2 separate regions of the Homo sapiens genome follow, and region 1 is linked to region 2. Evidence: chromatin contacts called from ENCODE Hi-C or POLR2A ChIA-PET data. All regions are on one chromosome and are shown on one strand. The core of a region is the stretch at or near the end of the contact, and the rest is flanking DNA. Distances in the headings are between cores, read along the strand shown.

Region 1 (5,607 bases), core at 1,692-4,191, 790 kb before region 2:
CAGTTTGCAAATGCTGGCAGGCCCTATGGCTGACACACAGAGGTGAGGCTGGGAGGCTGGGCTGGAGGAGGAGGGGCGGTGAATGTCGGGCTAACACCTTCACACTTTATGCAGAAAGTAACAAGGAACCATTCTGAGGCAGTTTGGAGAATTAAAAAAAGAAAAAAAAAAACAGAGGCTGGGCGCGGTGGCTCACGCCTGTAATCCCAGCACTTTGGGAGGCGGAGGCGGGATCACGAGGTCAGGAGTTCAAGATCAGCCTGACCAACATGATGAAACCCCATTTCTACTAAAAATACAAAAATTAACCAGGCATGGTGACGCGCGCCTGTAATCCCAGCTACTCAGGAGGCTGAAGCAGGAGAATAGCTTGAACCAGGGAGGCAGAGGTTGCAGTGAGCCGGGATCATGCTACTGCACTCCAGCCTGGGCGACAGAGTGAGACCCCATCTCAAAAAAAAAAAAAAAAAAACCAACAGAAAATGCTGGACACGGTGGCTCTCGCCTGTAATCCCAGCACTTTGGGAGGCCAAGATAGGCAGATCACTTGAGTCCAGGAGTTCCAGACCAGTCTGGGCAATATGGCGAAACACTATCTCTACGAAAAATATGAAAAATCAACCGGGCATGGTGGTGGACACCTGTAGTCCTAGCTATTCGGGAGGCTAAGGCAGGAGAATCGCTTGAGCCCAGGAAGCAGAGATTGTAGTGAGCCAAGATTGCGCCATTGCACTCCAGCCTGAGAGAGCAAAACCCTGTTTCAAAAAAAAAAAAACAAAACACTGGGCGTGGTGGCTCACACCTGTAATCCCAGCACTTTGGGAGGCTGAGGCGGGTGAATCACCTGAGGTCAGGAGTTCGAGACCATCCTGGCCAACATGGTGAAACTCCGTCTCTACTAAAAATACAAAAATTAGCTGGGCATGGTGGCGGGCGCCCGTAATCTCAGCTACTCGGGAGGCTGAGGCAGGAGAATCGCTGGAACTCGGGAGGTGGAGGTTGCAGCGAGCTGAGATCCCACCATTGCACTCTAGCCTGGGTGACAACAGCGAGACTCCATCTCAAAAAAAAAAAAAAAAAAAAGTAACAAGGAACCAGATTTTGAAGAAAGGGCTCAAAACCATCATGAGAAATGGGAAGTCAGGGCAGCCTCATGGCAAGGCCTGAGGTCAAATGCCATCTGACCTCCCTCACTTACTTACTGTTTTATCCTCAACAAGTTACTTAGTCTCTGAGATTCAGTTTCCTGACTGGTAGAAGGTATCTATCCAGGCCCGGCACAGTGGCTCACACCTGTAATCTCAGCACTTTGGGAGGCCGAGGCGGGTGGATCACTTGAGGCCAGGAGTTCAAGACCAGTCTGTCCAACATGGCGAAACCCCATCTCTATTAAAAATACAAAAATTGGCCAGGCGCAGTGGCTCATGCCTGTAAACCCAGCACTTTGGGAGGCCAAGGGGGGCGGATCATGAGGTCAGGAGTTGGAGACCATCCTGGCTAACACAGTGAAACCCCATCTCTACTAAAAATACAAAAAAATTAGCCGGGCATGGTTGCGGGCGCATGTAGTCCCAGCTACTCAGGAGGCTGAGGCCGGAGAATGGCGTGAACCCTGGAAGAAGAGGTTGCAGTGAGCCCAGATCGCGCCACTGCACTCCAGCCTGGGCGATAGAGCGAGACTCTGTCTCAAAAGAAAAAAAAAAAAAATTAGCCAGGCATGTAGTACCAGCTACAGTGTGCCTGTAATCCCAGCCACTCGGGAGGCTGAGGCAGGAGAATCACTTGAACCCGGGAGGTAGAGGTTGCAGTGAGCCGAGATCATGCCACTGCACTCCAGCCTGGGTGACTGAGCGAGACTGTGTCTCAAAAAAAGAAGGCATGTATCCAAATCACAAGGTTAAAAGAGATAAAGCATGCGAGTAAAATAAAGCAAGCCAGTCAGTGTGGGTTGCTTCTTCCTCCCAGTGAAGGAGCTCTTTGTCAGAGGTCCTTGGATCTGTCCAATCTGTACCTGGAAAGGTTATTACCTGTAGGATCCTTACAGCCACACCTGGCACACTCTGTGATCACTACCACCATCTTTGTTGCTATTATTTATGATCATGATTATACAATGGGTTTCTTTTCTTTCTTTCTTTTTTTTTTTGAGCCACCGCACCCGGCCTGTATGTTTCTAACCTTCACAACCCCAATGTAAATACCAGCTGTTCTGAATCCTTCAGCCTGTGCCACATAAGCACAGACCCAAAAACATTGTGTAACCTCAGATCAAGGTCCAGAACTTTGTCCCCTAACCTCCTGCGGGTCTATGGATTTTTTTTTTTTTTTTTTTTTTTTTTTTTGAGACTAAGTCTTGGTCTATCGCCCAGCCTTCCAGGCTGGAGTACAAATGGCATGATCTCGGCTCACTGCAACCTCCACCTCCTGGGTTCAAGCGATTCTCCTGTCTCAGCCTCCCCAGTAGCTGGGATTACAGAGGTACATCACCACGCCCGGCTAATTTTTGTATTTTTAGTAGAAACGGGGTTTCACCATGTTGGCCAGGCTGGTCTCGAACTCCTGACCTCGTGATCCGCCAAAAGTGCTAGGATTACAGGTGTGAGCCGCCACGCCTGGCAGGGTCTACGGATATTATTAGCATAGTCAGGACTTCAATTTTCTTTATCCTGAAAACCAGGTTAACAAAAATCCTTAGGAGAAGGTAAAATACACCATGGTGCTCAAGCACTGGGGACCTGGCACGCACTAGGCGCTCTGCATGCCCACAGGAGTGCTCTAGACGGCTTCTAAGCTTCCTTCTTGGAATTCCAATCTAATAAATGAGCTAACTCCGCCCCAGCCCCTTAGTCCCTCCCTGCAATCCACCTACCTCTGCAGACATCTTCTTCCAAGGAACCTTGCTTGGGAAACCCACACCAGACACATCCATCATGGCGTCTACAGCCGCATGGGCGTGCGTCCCTCTGTTTATATGGCCAGAGCCCCGCCTCGCTCCGCCCCTTTAAACTTGGTGGGCGGACCGAGGCGGGGCTCAGACCAGGCCCCACCCCGATCAGCCACGTCCATCGCCCTGATTTCCAGGCCCTCCCAGTCCCTGGGCGCACGTCCCGGATTCCTCCCACGAGGGGGCGGGCTGCGGCCAAATCTCCCGCCAGGTCAGCGGCCGGGCGCTGATTGGCCCCATGGCGGCGGGGCCGGCTCGTGATTGGCCAGCACGCCGTGGTTTAAAGCGGTCGGCGCGGGAACCAGGGGCTTACTGCGGGACGGCCTTGGAGAGTACTCGGGTTCGTGAACTTCCCGGAGGCGCAATGAGCTGCATTAACCTGCCCACTGTGCTGCCTGGCTCCCCCAGCAAGACCCGGGGGCAGATCCAGGTGCGGGGGCCAGCCCTGCGCGTGGCTGGGGATGAGGTGGTCGTGGTGATAGCCTGTGTCCAGGCATCCGCGCAGGGCGGGCCCTCAAATGACCTCACCTTCTCTCCTAGGTGATTCTCGGGCCGATGTTCTCAGGAAAAAGGTAATGGCTTCGCGGGGCTGGGGTGGAGCTCCTTCCTCTTCTCCGGGGACCCCTTGTCCCGTCCCTCCCCTCCCCTTCCCTCCCCTCCCCTCCCCTCCCCTTCCCTTCCCTCCCCTTCCCTTCCCCTAGAAGGACCAGCACAGCCTCCTACAGCTCCCGCCTGGGGTGCTCCTCCCTTGAATTCAGTCCAGGAGGAAGTCTCTGCCCTCTTCTGCCCAGGCCAAGCCCCTCGTCCTGTGTGGACGCCACTCCCTCCTGGAGCTGGTGACAGCTGCTTACAGCTTAGCTGTCTTCCCCACCAAGTCCTCTGAGAAGGTGGCAACCAGTTGTGTCCCCTGTAGGCCAGGCCTTTTTGTACACCCCTATTCAATGTGGCTGTTTCCTTCTAAGGCCAAGGAAACGTAGTCGCTTTCTAAACCAAGGAGTCTGAAGCCGTGGAGCCTCTGCTCTCCTGAGGTGATAGAACCATTCCCTGACCCGGGTGGGGCTAGTGAGTTTCTTGAGTAAACTACCCACGCACCATTCTTTTTGTTTTGTTTTTGTTCTTCTAGAGGTAGGATCTTGCTATGTTGCCCAGGCTGGTCTCAAACTCCTGGGCTCAAGCAATTCTCTCACCTCAGCCTCCCAAGTAGCTGGGACTACAGGCGTGCACCCCCCCGCCTCCACCCAGCTAATTTTATTTTATTTTTATAGAGCTGGGGTCTTGCTATGTTGCCCAAGCTGGTCTTGAACTCCTGGTCTCAAGCAATCCTCCTACTTCAGCATCCCAAAGTGCTGGGATTACAGATGTTAGCCACCATGCCCTGCCCCAACATTCTTTTATGGCCCTGGGGATCACTTCAGCTCAAACCCCTTGCTCAGGAAGATGTGGCTCAGAGTTGGACTTCTTGGACCCAGAAGCAAGTGCTTTTGACGCTGCACACAAAGACTTTCTGAAATTAATTTAGAAAAGCTGTATGCCAGGTGTGGTGGCCCACGCCTTTAATCCCAGCGCTTTGGAAGGCTGAGGTGCGTTGATCACTTGAGGTTAGGAGTTTGAGACCACCCTGGTCAACGTGGTAAAACCCCATCTCTACTGAAAAAAAAAACCAAAAATTATCTGGGCATGGTGGCAGCCTCCTGTAATCCCAGCTACTCGGGAGGTTGAGGCAGGAGAATCTCTTGAACCCGGAAGGCAGGGGTTGCAGTGAGCTGAGATCGCTCCACTGCACTCTAACCTAGGCAACAGAGCGAGACTCCACCCCAAAAAGAAAGAAAGAAAAACTCTGAACTCTGGGAACAACTCTGGGATGAGGTTACTTTGGAATGCAGTCGCAGGTTCCCTCTACATGTAGCCTTTGCTTCTGCCTTCCCCACTACATCTTGGAGAAGGTTACTCCTCCCACACTTCCTGGGACCACCTGAGTACCATTCCTGGACCTCTTCCCCATAGAGAATTCTGACTTCCAACCCTCTTTGTAGGGATATTATACCCTGCCTGCTCTGCCCTGCTCTTTTCTGGCTGTGGTGGGCTCAGTCTGCATACCACTAGGGACAATGAGGAGCCAGGCTTGTTGGGGAGGGGTCTCCTTCTCCCACTCCTCCCGCCGTGGACCTCACCTGACCCTCTCTCCTCTTGCAGCACAGAGTTGATGAGACGCGTCCGTCGCTTCCAGATTGCTCAGTACAAGTGCCTGGTGATCAAGTATGCCAAAGACACTCGCTACAGCAGCAGCTTCTGCACACATGACCGGTCAGTCCCTGCCCCCTGCAGTCCTGTCCAGTGGAAAATCACAAGGCACAGGACACACTGTTAGGACTCTCTTTAATGGGGATGGTTAATCATTTGAACATTGAATGATTCAAATCAGCACACTTTCCAAGGTGCTTGGCAAGGTAGCGCACACTCTCCACTCCCTGGGCTGGAGCCAGTGGTTCTCCACTGAGGGTGATTTTGCCGCCAGGGTCCATTTGACAATGTTTGAAGACATTTCTAGTTGTTGCAACTGGAGGGGGGAGGGGATGCTTTTGGGCTTTAATGTGTAGAAATCAGGGACACTGCTGCTAAGGGTCCTATGGTGCAGAGGACGGCCCCCATGCAAGAACGAGCTG
Region 2 (5,023 bases), core at 164-2,663:
TTTCTGGGTGGAGCTGGCCACAGTGGCTCGGAGTAGGGGAGTCTGGACCCTCCGGGGTGGGGTGGAGTTGGGTGTCTCGACCTCCTCGACCTCAAAAGATCTTTTCAAGGCTGAAAAATAAAGAGAGGGGATGCAATTGGTGAATGGATGGCTAGGGAACACTCCGGCATGTTTCCTGCTAAGGAGCAGCAGAGGAAGGCAGGCGATGCGGCGGTGAGGGCCGGGGGTCTCTTCCCGTCCTTCATGTCTCAGCAAGCGGAAGGGACAGCCCCATCCTAGGAGAACCATCATGAGTTCTGGGGCAGAGATGCAGGCTGGAGTGGGAAGATGCTGCCCGTCGTGTCTTGCCATGGCCACGGCGCAAACCACACAGCCTCCCCCTCCAGCTACGTCTACATAGGAACGTTCTAGTTCCAGAGAAGACTTTTATTTCCTTCTTTTTTTTTTTGAGATGGAGTCTTGCTCTGTTGCCCTGGCTGGAGTGCAGCGGCACCTCCCGGGTTCAAGCGATTCTCCTACCTCAGCCTCCCCAGTAGCTGGGATTATAGGCACGGGCCACCATGCCTGGCTAATTTTTGTATTTTTAGTAGAGATGGGGTTTCACCATGTTGGTCAGTCTGGTCTCGGACTCCTGACCTCAAGCGATCCACCCGCCTCGGCCTCCCAAAGTGCTGGGATTACAGGCGTGCGCCACCGTGCCCGGCCTTGATTTCCTTCTTGTCGCGGCTGTTTTTATCCCTCCTCACCTCCAGCCAAGGCACACACTGGGACACCACCAGCAAACACACCTCTACCATCAGCCACAGCGGGGGACATGCCTCCAATAATAAGTGACCGCAACTGTAACCAATCAGAACCGCAGCAGGAACAAAACCCCATCAATGACACTAAGGGCGGACACTGGAGCTTTCAGTGCCGGCGAGGCGCCGGGCCTACCGAGCTCATCACATCTGCAGCCGCTTAACCCTGGGATGTAAAGAATACCAGTACCCCCAGTACAGATGGGGAAAGTGGGGCACGGGGTAGACACAGAGCCAGACTGTACATCAGGCTGATACCAGAGCCCAAGGTTCTAACCACTTGGTTGTCCGGCTCCCCCAGCTTAGTCCACAGGAACCAACTTTCTCAGTCATCAGCCTCTCCTGCATCTTCCCATCCACTACTACAAGCCCGTGCAGTGATGCCAACCACCAGCTCCCGCCCTGCAGCCATCCTGCCTCTCCACCAGGGTCTGCTCCCTCGGAGGCAGTGGGGATGGTACCTGGGAAGCTGCCACCTCCACAGTCCCCACAACCGCACTCCAAATGAGAGCCAGCCGCTCCTGGTTATCAGGGCCAGAGCAGGGAGGGACCCACATGGCAGGCACATTCACCAGCTCCTTCCCCAGGCCAGACCCACAGCGCACCCCTGTGGAGACCCACAGTGTCTCCCCAGCCGCTCCCTGCCTCACCAGGCCACAGAGTCCGGGTCTCATGGGATCCCACCACTGCCTCCCCTGCCCACAGGAAAAGGGATGACAGCTGGTCCCCAGCCCCCAATAATAGCGCTCCAGGACCAATTTCAGTGCCTTCCCCTCACCCGTCTCTCTTCCTCCAAATGCACTCAGGCACTGGGGAGGGGAAGAGGAAGCCCAACCCCCTAACCCTGGCCGCCTCAGCTGCCAGCTTCCTGGGCAAGGCACTCCTGTGGGCGCCCTCTCTAAGCCACAGGCACCTCTCCTTCTTGGTGGACACAGACGAAATCCTGGGTCACTAAGCTCAACCTCCACCAGAAGCTGGGCAAGGAGCCGTGTGGACTCCAGAGAACTCTCAGTTGTCACAGGCCCTGTCTCAGCTCCGTCACTGCCCTAGAGGATATGGGCCCGGCGTGGCCAGAGCTGTTCACTTCTCAAGAGAGTAGAAATCTGGATCTTTATATGATATCTCCTGATCTTTAAATGCTGGCACAAAGCAAAACAAGCCCTTTTTAAAACACTGAGCAGCCTGGCTGATGTGGTGAAACCCCATCTTTACTAAAAATAAAAAATTAGCTGGGCATGGTGACACTCGCCTATAGTCCCAGCTACTCAGGAGGCTGAGGCAGGAGAATCGCTTGAACCCGGGAGGCAGAGGTTGCAGAGCTGAGATCGTGTCACTGCACTCAGCCTGACTGACAGAGCGAGACTCTGTCTCCACAAACTAAAACTAAAAATAAAATAAAACACCGCAGGGCCAAACAAAATCAAATCCACAGGCTGTATTCGCCTATGGGTCCAGCCATGACCTCTAGCTGATCACGTGGCCGCAGGGCAGCAGGACACTGAGCCCCAGAGTCAGGGGTGTGCCAGGTGTGGGCTCCCGACATGGTGTCCCTCTGTCCCTCTGCACCCTGCATGCAAACTGCTGGCTGTGTTCTGATTCTGCAGAAGCCCCAGGGCCCCAAGGAAAGGTTGAATGTCCACTTCTACCAGCCAGAAAGTCCAGGGTTCAATGCCCAGAACTGAATGTAATGAGATGGGCTTACCAAGCTCATCACATCTACACCCGCTTAAACCTGGGCTGTAAAGAATATTATTACCGCCCCCGTACAGATGGGGAAAGTGAAGTACGGGGTAGACACAGAGCCAGACTGTACATCGGGCTGATGCCAGAAAGTGCAGAGCTCAATGCCTGGGTCCTCGTGCGGTTCCCAGGGCCTCCCGCGGTCCTCTGATCTGCTCCCTGCCTCCTGAGCACTGTCCAAACTGTCCCCACATGGTGTGCCTCTGTCCTATGGGTGCTGTAGAGCAGGGGCCGGCTTCCAGGTGTCCTCAGCATCCTTCCGTGCGGTCAAGTTGGAGAACAGAAACTAGACAGGAGAAGGCCTTGTCCCAGGTCCAACCCAAGAAAACAAATGACCTTCCCTGGGAGATCCGGTGAACCCCCTCCTTGGGAGTCCCCTTGGAGTCACCCCCACCATGGCCAACTCATGATCGAAGACACTGCACCAAAGCAGAGGCTGCCCTGGTGTGAGCTTACGATTGAGTCTACGGTGCGGATGCAATGATTTATTCCAGCCAGGCCCACGTGCACAAGCGGATCATTCTAGAACCGGAGCTGGCCCCTCCCCTAGGGCACTCCTCCTTCCTCCAGTTGTCTGCGTGGCTGGCGCCTCACCACCTTGGCCATCTGCGCAAAATGCACATGTGTGCCGGTCCCCAACCATCCTCTCCTCTCTTTCAATGCTTGGTGTCTTTTCATGGATGGGTCCCTCCCTCCCCACTAGCTGGCCTCTGTGCTTACTGCCTGGCTCTATGATCCCTCTGGGTGTTTCGGTCCAGCACCACTCCCATGCCCACTAGCTCTCAGTAAGCTCTGAGACAGCAGGGGCTGTTCCACCCGCAGGGGCCACCCCACCATCAGGACGGCGCTGCTCAAAGGCGAGTTTGTTCTAGATAACAGCCAGGAGATCTCACAGCCTCCAGAACTGCAAGAGAATACAACTGTGTGCTAGAAGAACAGTGAGAACAGGAGGCGCCCCATTCCGGAGGTGTCCATCTTCCCCAGGAGATGCCCCACTCTGGGGGTGTCCATCTTCCCCAAGGAAACCATGTCCCGGCTGGAATGTCAAGAAGGTGACACCTAAATGAAGAGGTGCCCACCCTGGCTCACGCCATCCCCCCAAACGAGCATGCCACCGCCTCCTCCTCCTCTTGGGAATCCTCCTCAAAGCCAAGCCCACTCCAGCCCCCTTCCCGGGGAGCTGGCCTCCCACACAGTCCACACCACCCCCTCCCCATGTCATCCTGGCCACGTCATGACTGTTGAGATTGGCTACGAGGGGTGTGTTCCGGCTCCCCGGGAACAGAGTTGAATGTTCTCTACTCCATGACACCATGCCTTCACCAGGCCTCAGGCGCTTCTAGAAAACCTACTAAGCCAGGCGTGGTGGCTCACGCCTGTAACCCCAACACTTTGGGAAGCCAAGGTGGACAGATCGCTTGAGCCCAGGAGTTCAAGACAAACCTGGGCAACATGGCAAAGCCCCGACTCCACTAAACAATACAAAAATTGGCCAGGGGTGGTGGCATATGCCTGTAATCCCAGCTACTCGAGAGGCTGAGGTGAGAGGATCACTTGAGGCCAGGAGATCAAGGCTGCAGTGAGCCATGATCACACCACTACACTCCAGCCTGGATGACAGAGTGAGACTCTGTCTCAAAAAAAAAAAACAACCAAAACCTACTAAATGCCAGGCGTGGTGGCTCATGCCTGTAATCCCAGCACTTTGGGAGGCCAAGGCAGGCCCAAGGCAGGCGGATCACCTGAGGTCAGGAGTTCGAAACCAGCCTGGCCAACATGGTAAAACCCTGTCTCTACTAAAAACACAAAAAATTAGCTAGGCATGGGGGTGGGCGCCTGTAATCCCAGCTACTTGGAAGGCTGAGGCAGAAGAATCACTTAAATTCGGGAGGCAGAGGTTGCAGTGAGCCCAGATCGTGCCACAGTACTCCAGCCTGGGCGACAAAGCAAGACTTCATCTCAAAAAAAAGGCTGGATCACAGGATCACAGGATAGGCACAAGCCCTGAGGGAGCTCCCAAGGAGGAGGGACGCACTAGACCTTCACCCCCATTTCAGCCTGTGAAGATTCACTTTCGTCTGAGGTTCTGTAGAGGGTTGACTAGTGACCCCCAAAAAGACATGTCTAATACCTAACCCCAAGAACCCACGAATGTGACCTTATTTGGAAAAAGGGTCTTTGCAGATGTGATTAGGGATCCCGGGATGAGACTATCCTGGATTTGGGATGGGCTCTAAATCCAGTGCTCGGTGTCCTTATAGGAGAAAGGCAGAAGGGGACTTGGGACACAAAGAGACACGGTGGGGAGGGCTACGTGATGAGAGCAGAGACTGCAGATGCTGCCAGAGCCAAGGAGCGCCTGGGCCAACGCAAGCTGGAGGAGGCAAGGAAGGGTCCTCCCCTCGAGCTGTCGGAGGGAGTGTGGTCCTGCCAATACCTTGATGTCAAACTTGTGGCCTCCAGAACCATGAGCGAATCAATCT

Evidence for each region. A loop is a pair of places that touch in the nucleus more often than their neighbours do. ChIA-PET counts read pairs that join two places held with the same protein, here RNA polymerase II (POLR2A). Pooled maps may share reads with other maps.
Region 1: a pooled map shows a loop between it and region 2 (4-fold over the local background). The contact joins the promoter of AFMID here to the enhancer-like site in region 2. A Hi-C loop is called at or near these places in 1 of 50 pooled maps. POLR2A ChIA-PET finds 5 or more read pairs at or near these places in 2 of 52 experiments (H1 and Panc1).

What each region holds. Positions count from the first base shown.
Region 1 is chr17:78,184,696-78,190,302 of GRCh38, reverse strand. It overlaps AFMID (arylformamidase), which reads right to left and starts at 2,941. Exons shown (of 11, transcript NM_001010982.5): 1 at 2,870-2,941. The coding sequence starts at 2,932. It overlaps TK1 (thymidine kinase 1), which reads left to right and starts at 3,251. Exons shown (of 7, transcript NM_003258.5): 1 at 3,251-3,374; 2 at 3,485-3,516; 3 at 5,138-5,248. The coding sequence starts at 3,309. RefSeq lists a silencer at 2,959-3,098 and an enhancer at 5,137-5,607.
Region 2 is chr17:77,397,146-77,402,168 of GRCh38, reverse strand. SEPTIN9 (septin 9) reads right to left here. Exons shown (of 12, transcript NM_001113491.2): 3 at 1-110. Among named protein-coding and RNA genes, the nearest start is that of MIR4316, 2.6 kb to the right of the region's middle. RefSeq lists an enhancer at 3,524-4,242. Within about 2 kb of position 1,413, at least 13 of the 41 ENCODE cell types and tissues checked have a DNase peak (open chromatin) inside an H3K27ac peak, as active enhancers do.